Regions from separate parts of the Homo sapiens genome. Here region 1 is linked to region 2. Evidence: chromatin contacts called from ENCODE Hi-C or POLR2A ChIA-PET data. All regions are on one chromosome and are shown on one strand. The core of a region is the stretch at or near the end of the contact, and the rest is flanking DNA. Distances in the headings are between cores, read along the strand shown. Region 1 has its middle 130 kb from the start of TMEM30B. Region 2 has its middle 120 kb from the start of SLC38A6.

Region 1 (6,463 bases), core at 409-2,908, 44 kb before region 2:
TCACTTTGCAGCTGACTACCCAGAGTTGCTCTACAGGAAGCAGCATGTTGCAAATCAACAACCACGTTCCAATGTGGGGCTCATCCACCGCCATTTGTTTTCTTGGCCCAGCCTCTTAGTTCGAGGGCCACTCCTCCCTGCCTGCCAGGCACAGCTACCTGTCACTAGATTTCAGTTTCATTCCCTCTGGCAAATGATTACTTATCTCTTCAAGCTCTCTCCCAGGGCAGAGCCTACATTTTCTGTCACCCTCATCACACCCTCCAAAATTGGTAAAAATCTATACATCCATTTTCACAAGATGTGGTAAAGTCAAAGAAACATAAACTTCACATCTAAAATACAATTTTGTTTATTTTGGAATCCATGTGATTCCAAAATCAGATTTTATGGGATCAATATTTATGAACTTTTAAATTATCGATAGCCTTGAGAATGAGGATTCGATTTTTATTTTTTTTCTTTGACATCTCCTGCATGTCTCGAGCTCTGGGCCAGCCATCTGTGTAACTGCAGACATTGCCTTCCACTTCAGCTGCTACTTCTTAGCCTTGGACCACTATCCTGTGAAATGAGAGGGCAGAGGCAGGATCCCTGGAGCCAAAGACGCAGGGGCAGTGGCCATATTCACCTCAAATGGACAAGCTCCTTCGGCTGGAGCATGGGTGCGCTTTAGCCTCCTTCCACCTATAGGGTTCTGAACCTGTTTGGGGTGGAGGGGAGTGCACCAACCACAGGTCCACACTAAAGCCCTCCGCCCCTTTAGACAGCTACAGCCACTCCCAGCCAAAGGCCAGGCCACTAAGGAGCCCTGAACACCACATCCTCTGGGGCCACACTTAGGAGGAAAGTTGTCTTCCCACAGCTGAAGCCATTGATAGGCTGAGCTAGCCCCTCTTCTATGATCAAAACTGTGTGTGTCTATTGGGCAATCAAATATCAATAGTGACTGAAACTCCCATTTCCTTCTAGCCCAAGCATGCTCTGCAACAGGGGAGGAAAGGGTGGCTATTGACTAAGTGTCTCCAAGGTGCTTTCACAAGATGCTTGGTGCTTTGTATATATTATCTCATTTAAATCACAACCACCATTGGAATAAGGCATTTTAATCCCCATTTCATGGCTGACAAAGTTGAGGTTCAGAAACGTTAAGTCATTTGACTGAGGTCCTGTGGATCACAAGTGGCAGGGTCCAACCCAAGAATGACTAGAATGTTCATAATCAGACTGCCGCAGCAGGCCAAGACGGGGTGGGCAGAGGGGGTGCCAACACTGCTCCATAATCCCACTCCTGATGAATGGACAGCCATCTATGTCAGGGTCACCGTGACTGGGTCTTTGTTCCAGTGCTGAATGCATGCACACACACCCACACACGTGCACACACACACACTCACATGCACCACAGGGTGCCGGAGTAATGTGGCTGTTTTGATCTGCTCTGAGGTTCCTAACTCAAGCACTGAAGTCCTGGGCTCGGCTTGAATTCAACCTGAGCCGAGAGCTGGCCAGGCCTCAGAAACGCGGGGCCGTCCATCACTTACGTCTCAGGTCTGCTCCTCGGAGAGCTGGAGTTGACCACAACTGCCTTGGCACAGTTCCACTGTGAGGGAGTCACAAAACTGGCATTTAAGTCCGGAGCGGAAAAAACACCCCAAGCTTGTTCGTTTTTCTGACAGGTGCTGGAGCCCATGAAAGGTCAGATTCCAGCTCACAGTCACATCCTGGCTTAGCCGGCTCCAGGCACACAAAGGCCTGTCTGTCTCGCCCCAGCGTGGGGAGTGGGGATGGAGGCCAAGGGCTTAAAATGGCCGCCTGATGGCCTGCTCCTGCTGATCCATTCCTTCACGCACATTGGCCTCAATGAAGCATTGGGAAACCCAGCTGCCAGGGATGTGTGAAATGGGAGGAATGAAGAAGAATGCAGGCTTTTTTCTTATTTGGAATTGCAAGAGATGTTAACCCCCCGGCAGCCCATGAATCCATGCCCTGACATCAGCCTGCTGTGGCTCATTTTGTAAGAGCCCCGGGGACACGTCTGTTTCATGTTCAAAGCCTTACCAGGCTGGAAAATTGAGTGAGAGCTGTCCCTCCAAGCCCTCAGCAAGGATGTTGGGAAACGAAGGAGTTTATTCTCTTCCTTGCTGGTGCATCAGGGATAGCTCAGAATCGCGGTGTTATTGGAACAGAGGGCGTGTGTTTAAATGCACGTAGCCACATGCTTTCATCCAGGAAGGTTTATTTTTGCAGCCTTTATGAAAACATCCTCCAATTCAAAATGGCTCCAAGGACCCACAGTCCTGTATTTTAAGTTTCTCACCAGCTGCTGTAGGCTGAGATTCTTTACCGCTTCTAACTTCTTCAAAAGATCTCACCACCCTCTCTTGTCACATGACTCCTTCCCCTCCCTCTCTGTCACCTCCCCATAACTTTACGCCAAATTATAATGCTGACAAGAAGCCAAGAGTTACAGCAGCTGCTGCACATCATCCTTGTAAAGAATCCTGGGTGATATTGATCATATAATAAAAACTTCAATTGACAGCTTCTTTTAAAATAACAAGCTCAGAGTACCAATACAATTCTTAAAACAAAAAACAAAAAAAAAAACTTGCTTTTGAAATTAAAAAACAGTGGTTTTGGAATAATTTTCTCCCCACCAGTTGAAAATCTCACCCTGACAAGAAACTTTCTCAGTAAAATAAGCTGTAGACTGGAAACTGGAGGCCTGGCCTCTTGTCACAGCTGTATCATGGAGTTATTCTGCATCAAATATGTTCATAGTCAGATGATGGGGAAGCCCCAGCTTTCTGAAGGGGTGATCACCAGCAAAAGACTGACTGCAGAGCTCTCCTATGTGTCCTGAATGTGTCCCCAATCCCTAAAAACCCTGTCCTTGCTGCCTTCTGTTAAGATTCCACCCCATCACCTCCACAAATGATTGACTCAATGAGCTTTTGCTCGCAGCCTATGTGAAAAGGTACAGTGTCCTTGGGGCCTGTCCCACAGCCACTCTGTAATTTCATGTCTCCATCTCTCAACAGGAAACACACTCATTCCCCTAGGAAGCATATTGATGATCACAACTACTATGTACATACATTGTGCTAAGTTCTTTTCAGGCACAGTCGTGTACTTTTTCCACCATTTTATGAAGTAGGTATGTTATAACCTATTTTGTAGAATGTATCCCATTTTATAGAAAAGGTGCCCGAGGCTCAGAAAGGCCCCCTGATATGGTGGAGCGAGCACACAAGTCCATATCAATCTGACTCCAAAGATTGTACTCTTAGCCACCACCCTGTAGGGCCTCCTAGCATAACTGGGACTATGAGGAATAAATACTCTCCAATAATTTTTTAAAGAGCACAGTAGAAATGCTTTCGTCAAAATAACTACCATTCGTTGGGCCTTCAGTACATGGTGGGAACTGCTAGGAGCTTTGTGTAAATCTCTTGTAACATTCTCATAGGGTAGGTATTCACGTTCCCATTTTACATGTTAGTGGCTTGATGACACCAAAGACAAAACAAAATCCTGGGCTCAATCCAGGAGTAAGAGACCTTGGCAATTCAGCTGGACGATGTACAGTGCAAATTTGGCAGCATTCAAAAGTCTTACTGCTACAGCTCTTTTATTATTATCAGAAATAATAACTATGGCATTTATTGAGCCTGGAATGCCACATGCTTTAGGGCTCCCTTCCTGGTAGGCTGTGGTCATGCTTTGGATATGTCAGCTTTCCAAAAATGTGGTTCCTGTGATTTCCAGACTGCCTGGGGCTCCGTGTGTGTGTGTGTGTGTTGGCACACACCCCATGATGTGTGTCTGTCACACTGCAGGGAGCTTTCCTTCATTTAAACAGCCAATTAAAACCCACTTTGGCACTTAACGCATGTCACTGCTTCTCGGCACTCAGCTGGCTTCCCAGCAGGCCTTTAATTTGATAAAGAGCTTCTAATAACGACTAACAGAGGGCCTGGTAAGTTAATTAAACCTTGCCCTTTATTTTGCTTTCAAGGTGTGCCTCCTCGTAAAAGCCCAAGTTTTGTGCTTGCAAATGACTTTAGACAATGTTCCATGCTTCAATGAGAAAAGTATGTCTGTCATGTCCTGGCAAGTTACTCTTAAAGTCTCAATTTCAGCATCATGTCAGGCTTTCACGGAGGCCAGAAGCAGATGGAAAAAAACCTCTGCACCCAATTGTAGGGAGGCCAGATTTAGCAATGGAAGATGAGTTTCCTCTGAGAGTACAACGCTGAAAGATGAGCTGGCTGTCATATCGAACTCCATTTATCCCATTTCTTTAAAGTAATCTGAGAGTCCAGATGGGTTGTATAAACAGAAGAGGAGGTTCCTGGGAGTTCACTAGCTTAATGAAGCCCGTATGTTTGACTCATGTAATAAGTATTTAATCATGCTGATGAAATTCATTTAAACTCCAGCCACACACGCTGTTGCTGAAGCCCTGATAATACCCTACATCACTCGTGCTGGCAGCACTGGAGCAAGACAGGTGACAAAGAAAATTGTGGCATTTCACAGGGTAAATAGGCTTTGGAGGGTCTGCAGGGGAAAGATAATGAGCCATGGGGGGCTGACTTGTTAGGCCATTGCCTCTGAGTCCTTGGAGCTCCCCTCTGTACGTGGCCATGGTGAGGTGCTAATGGCAGGGTAATAACTCACACATGCTTGCTTCTTCCTTTCTGAGTGATTGATGCAGAGAAGGTGTACCCATCAGGAAGCTTTCTGCTGCAAGTAACAGAAACCTCAACTCCACTAGCTTGAACAATCTGGAATTTTTCTGAATACATATTACCAGAAGTCCTAATATAAAGTGCTGTGAGACCTGGTTATTTCAGCAGCTTGAGCATATCCTCAAGGCCTCTGGTCCTTTCCCTATCTCTGTGCTGTACCTCATGATGTGGTCAGTTGTGGTCCCAGTCCAGAATATTTTCTGCTCATAGGCCAATGACTGCCAGTGATATGGTGATATGGTTTGGGTGTGTCCCCACCCAAATCTCATCTTGAATTCCCATGTGTTGTGGGAGGGACACAGTGCAAGGTAATTGAATCATGGGGGCAAGTCTTTCCTGTGCTGTTCTTGTGATAGTGAGTAAGCTTCATGAGATCTGATGGTTTTAAAATCTCTCTCTTTGCCTGCTGCCATCCATGTAAGACATGACTTGCCTTGCCTTATGCTATGATTGTGAGGCTTCCCCAGCCACGTGGAACTGTAAGTCCAATTTTCCTTTGTAAATTGCCCGGTCTCGGGTATGTCTTTATCAGTAGTGTGAAAACAAACTAATACAGTAAATTGGTGCTGAGAGCGGGGTGTTGCTGAAAAGATACCTGAAAATGTGGAAGCAACTTTGGAATTGGGTAACAGGCAGAGGTTGGAACAGTTTGGAGGGCTCAGAAGAAGACAGGAAAATGTGGGACAGTTTGGAACTTCTACACAGAAGTCGAGAATTGAGATTTGGGAACCTCCACCTACATTTCAGATGTATGGAAATGCCTGGATGTCCAGGCAGAAGTTTGTGTCAGGGGTGGGGCCCTCATGGAGAACCTCTGCTAGGGCAGTGCGAAAGGGAAATGTGGGGTCAGAGCCCCAACATAGAGTTCCTACTGGGGCACTGCCTAGTGGAGCCATGAGAAGTGAGCCACTGTCCTCCAGACCCCAGAATGGTAGAGCCACTGATAGTTTGCACCGTGTGCCTGGAAAAGCTGCAGACACTTAATGCCAGCCCATAAAAGCAGCCAGGAGGGAGGCTGTACCCTGCAAAGCCACAGGGGCTGGGCTGCCCAAGACCATGGGAACCCACCTCTGGCATCAGCATGACCTGGATGCCATGGAGTCAAAGGAGATCATTTTGGAGCTTTAGGATTTTACAGCCCTGCTAGATTTCAGACTTGCATAGGGACTGTAGCCCCTTTGTTTTGGCCAATTTCTCCCATTTGGAATGGCTGTATTTACCCAAGGCCTGTACCCCCACTGTATCTAGGAAGTAACTAACCTGCTGTTGATTTTATAGGCTCATAGGTGGAAGGGACTTGCTTTGTCTCAGATGAGACTTTACACTTCAGACTTTTGAGTTAATGCTGAAATGAGTTAAGACTTTGGGGACTGTTGGGAAGGCATGATTGGTTTTGAAATGTGAGGACATGAGATTTAGGAGGGGACAGGGGCAGAATAATATGGTTTAGCTGTGTCCCAAATCTCAACATGATTTCCCATGTATTGTGGGAGGGACCTGGTGGGAGGTAATTGAATCATGGGGGCAAGTCTTTCCTGTGCTGTTCTCATGATAGTGAATAAGTCTCATGAGACCTGATGGTTTTATAAAGGGGAGTTCCCCTACACAATCTCTCTCTTCACCTACTGCCATCCATGTAACACGTGACTTGCTCTCCTTTGCCTTCTGCCATGATTGTGAGGCTTCCCCAGCCATGTGGAACTGTA
Region 2 (5,961 bases), core at 766-3,265:
TAGCTATGTGATTGTTTTAACAACTTTTAATTTTTAAATATAAGCAGGATGTCAAACCTATGATACAATATTTCCTTCTGAAATCTGTTATTTAAGTAAAAGCATGAATTATTTGTAAAGGAGAATATTAAGTACACTACAGTACTGATGGGGGTCAGGACACACTACACGAAAGTACGGCACCTTGGTATTTGAGGAAACAGCAGAAGCAGGAAAGTCACCGTCAGACTTTCTCCCATCTCTCTCCCTTGAAGAAGGTCATAAGACCACCGTTTGAAAGATGCCTTCCCTATATCCAGAGGAAATGAATGTCCTTATCTCTGAAGACACTGGGACACAGAGAATATGAGCAAATGGGCCTTGCCAAGTCCCCCTTCCCTGTTGATTCCCATTAGATCAAAACTTTTTGTCCTCCAGTCATACTTCTTCATGACCGGATATCCACACTTCATCAAACCTAAGCATAAAAATACACAGGTTTCCCTGTTTCTTTGGCTCTTTATTTCTGAAAGCTCCTGTGTCACATAAAATTTACATTGAATACATTTGTCTGCTTTTCTCTTGTTAATCTGTCGTTTGTTATAGGGGCTTTGGCCATGAACCTAGTGATGGGTGTAAAAGAAATATCATCTCCCCTGTAGTATAAATTATATGAAGTGAAATAATGGAATGTGACTGTCTGAAATGCTGGCCAAGTGGATCAAGGCTACTGTGGGGTTGACTGGCCAGTAAGGAGGCAGAGGAGCAGAAGCACCAAGAGCAAAGGACTTTCAATTCAGCAACTATGAATTGAGCATCTTTTATGTGCCCAGCCTGGGCCAAGTACTAGGGTTGCTGCAAAGAAGACGGTGACTCGTCTAGCGGCCCTGATGCTTCCATCTAACCAGGAAGATGGACATTAACCAAATGACTTCACAACACATTATTTAAATACAGAGGTGGTAAATCCATGTGGAAAACAGAGGGGTGTTAGGAGTGCATATAACAGAAACACCTGACTTCAACCAGAGGGAATGGAAAGGCTGTGGAGACAGAAGTGGAAAGCTGTCTGGGGCTGCCCCACATTGGCCTTGCTCAGCTCCAGGCCATCAACATCCTTAAACAGGCTTTTGCTCTGGGAAGCCAAGTAATTTTGTCCTCCCACCAGAAAACTGGCATGTTGAAGTCCTAACCCCCAGTCCCTCAGAATGTGACCTTAAGTGGAGATAGGGTCTTTAAAGAGGCAATTACGGTTAAATGAGGTCACGAGGGTGGAGCCTAATCCAACAGGAGTGTGTCCTTTTAAAAGAGGAAGACATAGACATATGCAGATGGAGGACCACATGCATTTGCAGAGAAGACAGTCTTCTGCAAGCTGAGGAGAGAGGCCTCAGAAGGAATCAACCCTGCAGACAACTTGATCTTGGCCTTCCAGTCTCCAGAACTGTGAGACAATCCATATTTGAGCCATCCAGTCTGTGGGACTTTGTTAAGACAGCCCTAGCAAACGAATATAGCAGCCTAAGTGAGGAGTTTTTGTCCTTTGCAATCGAAAGAGCCCTACTAATACTGGGAGCAAACAGGCTCCATTTTGGGAAGGGAGGATCCTGGCTGGGCCTGAAGATGTCACTGGGGCTGTCTGGGCACAGGACAGCTCCCTTTGTGTCTGTTCAGCCTCATTGTTCTTCCCATCCCCCCACACGGGGAGATTTGCAGCAGACACCCGCTTCCCTGCTGCATGGGGAGCAAGCTGGTAAGGAGAAACCCCCGCCCTGCGTGGTTATGGGCTCCCTGATGTTCTAACTGTGGATCAGTTATAACAGTCCTGCAGGGAGGAGGGGGTTTACTGCCAGGAAGAAAAACCCCAGGAACCCAGCCTTTCTGCTTCTCGGGACAGTGGGGGCCGTGGGGTGGAGTGAGATTCTCCAGCCATGACTCATGCTAGGTTTCATGAGTAAGGGAAGTTAAGAGAGTCATAATGACTGTACTGAAAAGCAGTTAAGTCCATCTTCACAGCAGCATTACACGGAATTAAAAACTGCACAATTTGATCCTATTTGCAACCACAGCTGCCATAAACTAACATATAAGCAAACTGAGCAGAGTGAACTCAGTGCCCCTGATTCAGGCTACGCATATGGGCCTGTATCCACAGTGCTTTGAGCTTCAGCAGAAAAGACCTCACCCTTCCATTCCGTTCCTATTCCTCCGAACCACTGAAATCACATGGGTGTCTGCCCTTTGGGTGGGGACACCATCAGAGCTGGCCTCTGCCAGGGGAAGAAGAATAGGGGCCTCACTGGCCAGGCCTCAGAGATTCTGAGAATGAGACTCACTGTTGTACCGGTAAGAAGAAAACCCGCAGGCTGCTGGAAAGGTGAATTATTTGTAGCCATGGCTAGAGCTGACTTCCCATTCCCACACTTCCAGCAGAAGAAAGACTTGGACAGACAGCACTGAAAAAATCCTGGAGAAGTGGCGGGCCCAACAGGGAGAAATGCAGGCTCTTTCACAGAGGACAGGAGATTGACAGGTGCTAAGTAGGGTGTGTGAGGCCCGCCAGGGGCTTGTGCCGCACACCCATAGTCAGAAGTGGAGGGAACCTCTTCCTCTCCATTAGCCAATGCTCTGGACACTGGGTATCGAGTACTTTCAATCCAGCTAGTTGGCACCATTGCTTCCATATGTGTGCTGGAATTTATTGAGTACCAAGTGTTTACAAAGTGCAATATTACCCACAGAAGAAAGCTTCAAAAACAGGAGCAGACTACTTTCGGTGGCTCTGCCTTTGACCTTTGTGCAGATCAGCAGCGGCAACTGACCTCCCTACGCCCTTTTTCAGTGGAGTAAACAAGAGGCAGGGATGGTCACAGAAAAGGGAGTTAGTCATCCAACCCCTTTAGTTGTCCCTGAGCCCACCCAAGCCCTATTTGCTTTGTGCTAACCTGGCCTCCAAAGGCAACAACCAATATTTGCTGTGTGCCTTGCCAGGGAGACATACAAAGCAGCCCATGTTGGAGTGCGAGCCAGCAGGATTTTTTTCAACCTAACTGGAGGAGACATGTGCACGTGAACTATTACCAACAGCACAGGCATTGTGGATAAGAGCCAGGTGAGGGACCTAGACTTCTGAGAACCAGGGAGAAGCCATTTGCTCTCCTACTTCCTCAAGTCACCCTTTGATGACACCCGTCCATGCCTCCCCATGAGGCCAAAAGGAGAAAACAGAGCACAATGAAAGAGACCATATTCTCTCAGCAGTCTCTACTCTCATACCTCTACCACCCTGTCCCAGAGTGGGAGGGAAACCTTGAACTGCTAAAGGAGCTCACTTCCCTTCCCTAAACAAGTCTTAACAATGAAAACCAAAACTATTTCTTGAGGGCCTACTCTGTGTCCTGCACTGTTTGGTTATTCTTTCCAATCTTCATAATAATTCTGCAATACAAGTGGTATTTCCCCATTTCACAAGTGTGAAAATACAGACAATGAAATTGTTAAGTCACTGCCAGGCAGGATGTAATGCAGGAGAGTCTGATGACAAAAGTTTCCTCCCCAGCCTGCCTTGAAATTGCTCAATGTTTCCATAATCAGTGATTACAACTCATTCGATTTCAGGAATAATAAATTTAGAGTGTGTCTGAAAAGGAGTTGAGCAGCTATAAATAAATACTTGTGTACATTCTCTTGAGCGAGATCCAGGAAATGGTCAGGAGCCACAGTTCTTCTACCTGGAATCCATTTTTCATTCAGGACACAAATCGGCAGCCTGCTGATCTCTGTGCATCACAATGCAAGGAGAGTGAGGCTGTCAGCACTGTTTCCTTGAATCCTGCTGTGCAGTGGCAATTTATTCTAGGAAGCACGCTGCAGAGCATGACCAAAAATAGAAATGCAGGTTTTGCATATTTCATTTCCTAATGCTAGTAGCACTATGACACTTTTGATAGAAGGCTGGGATGGCTGCTATGATGTATCAAACTTTATTGACACTTGATGTGTCCCAAGTTGGCTTGAAATGCCAGGTACCTCAAAGGGGACAGTTTCCTTGAGAAAAGCACTTGCTTGAGAGTCTAATATTTGAAGCACATTAGCCTCACCTGATGCATTAAGTTTCTAAACCTAAATAGGCACCAGGACTAATGTGCTCTTTAAGGCTTGGGCTGTGGTCAAGCATGTGTTTTGACTTCATGTTTTGAAACCATGAGGATAGCAAATTAAGGAGACAAAAGATTCATACAGGTCAATTCCTGACTCGGATGGTTTGGGCTGTCCATCCTGGAGACCAAGGCCCAGTTCTGACAACGGTTACATGCTGGAGGCTGACAAAGCTGAGCTACAGAGCATGCAGAGATCTTGGAGGCAGCACCCCGTCCATGCCAAGGACACACAGAAAACCAAGACTATTTGTTTCTTCTTCCTCAATTTGTTCCCACTCCGTCCCTGCTGGTGTCTGACTTGCGACCATTAGGTATGCATCCCTTTGAGTTAATGCAGACCATCACAGGTCAGCAGCTGAATAAAGGTAGTAGATTTTTCATAAACCAATTATATTCCATTTTAAAAACTGTATTTGAAATCCTTTCCCACTATTTTATTATTGTTAAAATATGCTTTCTTTTAGAAAGCATGGGTAATATTAGGTGGGAATGCATTTTCTTTTTAATGTTCTCACTTAGCAAAATAAAAAGGTATCACTTTGTCAGAGGTTACCAAAACTGGGGGGAATTCTACTGGTCTAGGAACCTCTGCATTAAGACATCATTCCCAGAAAGCTTGCATTTTAGGATGCAGACCCTGCATGGTAAGCCTGGGACAGCCCAGTGAGAATGAGCTCACAGGTTCCTTTTTCACTGAAAAATGGGAGCCCAGGTTCAGTGAGCACAGGGAGAACCCACCCACTGAAATCCCCTGGAGGTGGGAGTGGGGGCGAGGGGCACTGGGCAAAGACACACTGTGATTATTTTGATCATTTTGCTAAGGCTCCTCCTGTCTTCCTCTTCCCCAAACAAAGGGGAAAAAAAACATGAAAATAAATCCCCCAAGGAAAGAGAAAGGGAACTGGACAGGTTATGGTTTGAAAGTTTTATTATGGGTGATTTACCATCCCTCAAAAAAGATGGGTTATTATCAGGGCATCTCTTATCAGGGTTTTCTCTCTCTCCAAAATCCTGAACAAGAGGAAATTGCCTCAAAATGAAGCAAGAATGGGTCTAGATAGTATTTGCTGTTCCTCTACCTTCTCTATCTTTCGAGGCTCAAATTAATCTTCATTCTGACACAGTTCCCGGCTCCCACAGGCAGGCCCAGTGGTTCCTTCCTTGATGCACCCACAGTACTTTATCCATACCTCTAGTGTTGTCCTTCTCATTAGGTATTTCTAAATACTCTATTTTCTTCTGATTACAAAACACAAAAGTTAAAAAGCAGACCCTTTGAAATAACAATAACACTATGTGCCTGGCCCTCTTCTAAGCAGATCACAGTTATTACCCTGTTAATTCTCTCCATAACCCAGTGTCTCAGCAACCCAAGTGTCTCCCTAAATTTATAGCTGGAATCTTTCTACCTCTGATGCCTGACACAGTGTTGGCCTCAGTCAATACCTAATAAATAATTTTGAGTTTACAAGAAAGACAAGAGTTTGATTTGGATATTTCACATGTTGCCAAATTTAGGAAAATGGGTCTGTTCAGGTGACATTTGGGAGCTTTCTCTAGCTTAAAGAGCTAGTATTGTGGGCACCTTTTATTAGTCCGTTTTCACACTGCTATAAAGAAATACCCAAGACTGGGAAATTTACAAAGAAAAGAGGTTTAATTGACACAATTCTGCATGGCTTTGGGAGGCCTCAGGAAACTTACAATCATGGCATAAGGGGAAGCAGGCACATCTTACATGGCAGCAGGTGAGAGAGAGAGAGAGACAAGAGAGAGAGAGGAACTGTCAAACACTTTAAACCATCACATCTCATGGGAACTC

The links. Hi-C counts contacts between places; a loop is a spot of excess contacts on that map. ChIA-PET counts read pairs that join two places held with the same protein, here RNA polymerase II (POLR2A). Pooled maps may share reads with other maps.
Region 1: a loop to region 2 is called in a map of endothelial cell of umbilical vein, with 7 times the contacts of the local background. The contact joins two enhancer-like sites. A Hi-C loop is called at or near these places in 12 of 168 maps with a recorded cell type or tissue (A673, IMR-90, MCF 10A and 8 more) and 6 of 50 pooled maps. POLR2A ChIA-PET finds 5 or more read pairs at or near these places in 8 of 52 experiments (AG04449, AG04450, BJ and 5 more).

The regions. Positions count from the first base shown.
Region 1 is chr14:61,143,411-61,149,873 of GRCh38, reverse strand. No RefSeq gene overlaps it. Among named protein-coding and RNA genes, the nearest start is that of TMEM30B, 130 kb to the left of the region's middle. Within about 2 kb of position 1,658, at least 16 of the 41 ENCODE cell types and tissues checked have a DNase peak (open chromatin) inside an H3K27ac peak, as active enhancers do; they include A673, IMR-90, ascending aorta and 2 more, where a contact is called at or near this core.
Region 2 is chr14:61,099,890-61,105,850 of GRCh38, reverse strand. No RefSeq gene overlaps it. Among named protein-coding and RNA genes, the nearest start is that of SLC38A6, 120 kb to the right of the region's middle. RefSeq lists enhancers at 1,018-1,932, 1,302-2,501, 3,765-4,681. Within about 2 kb of position 2,015, at least 22 of the 41 ENCODE cell types and tissues checked have a DNase peak (open chromatin) inside an H3K27ac peak, as active enhancers do; they include A673, IMR-90, ascending aorta and 2 more, where a contact is called at or near this core.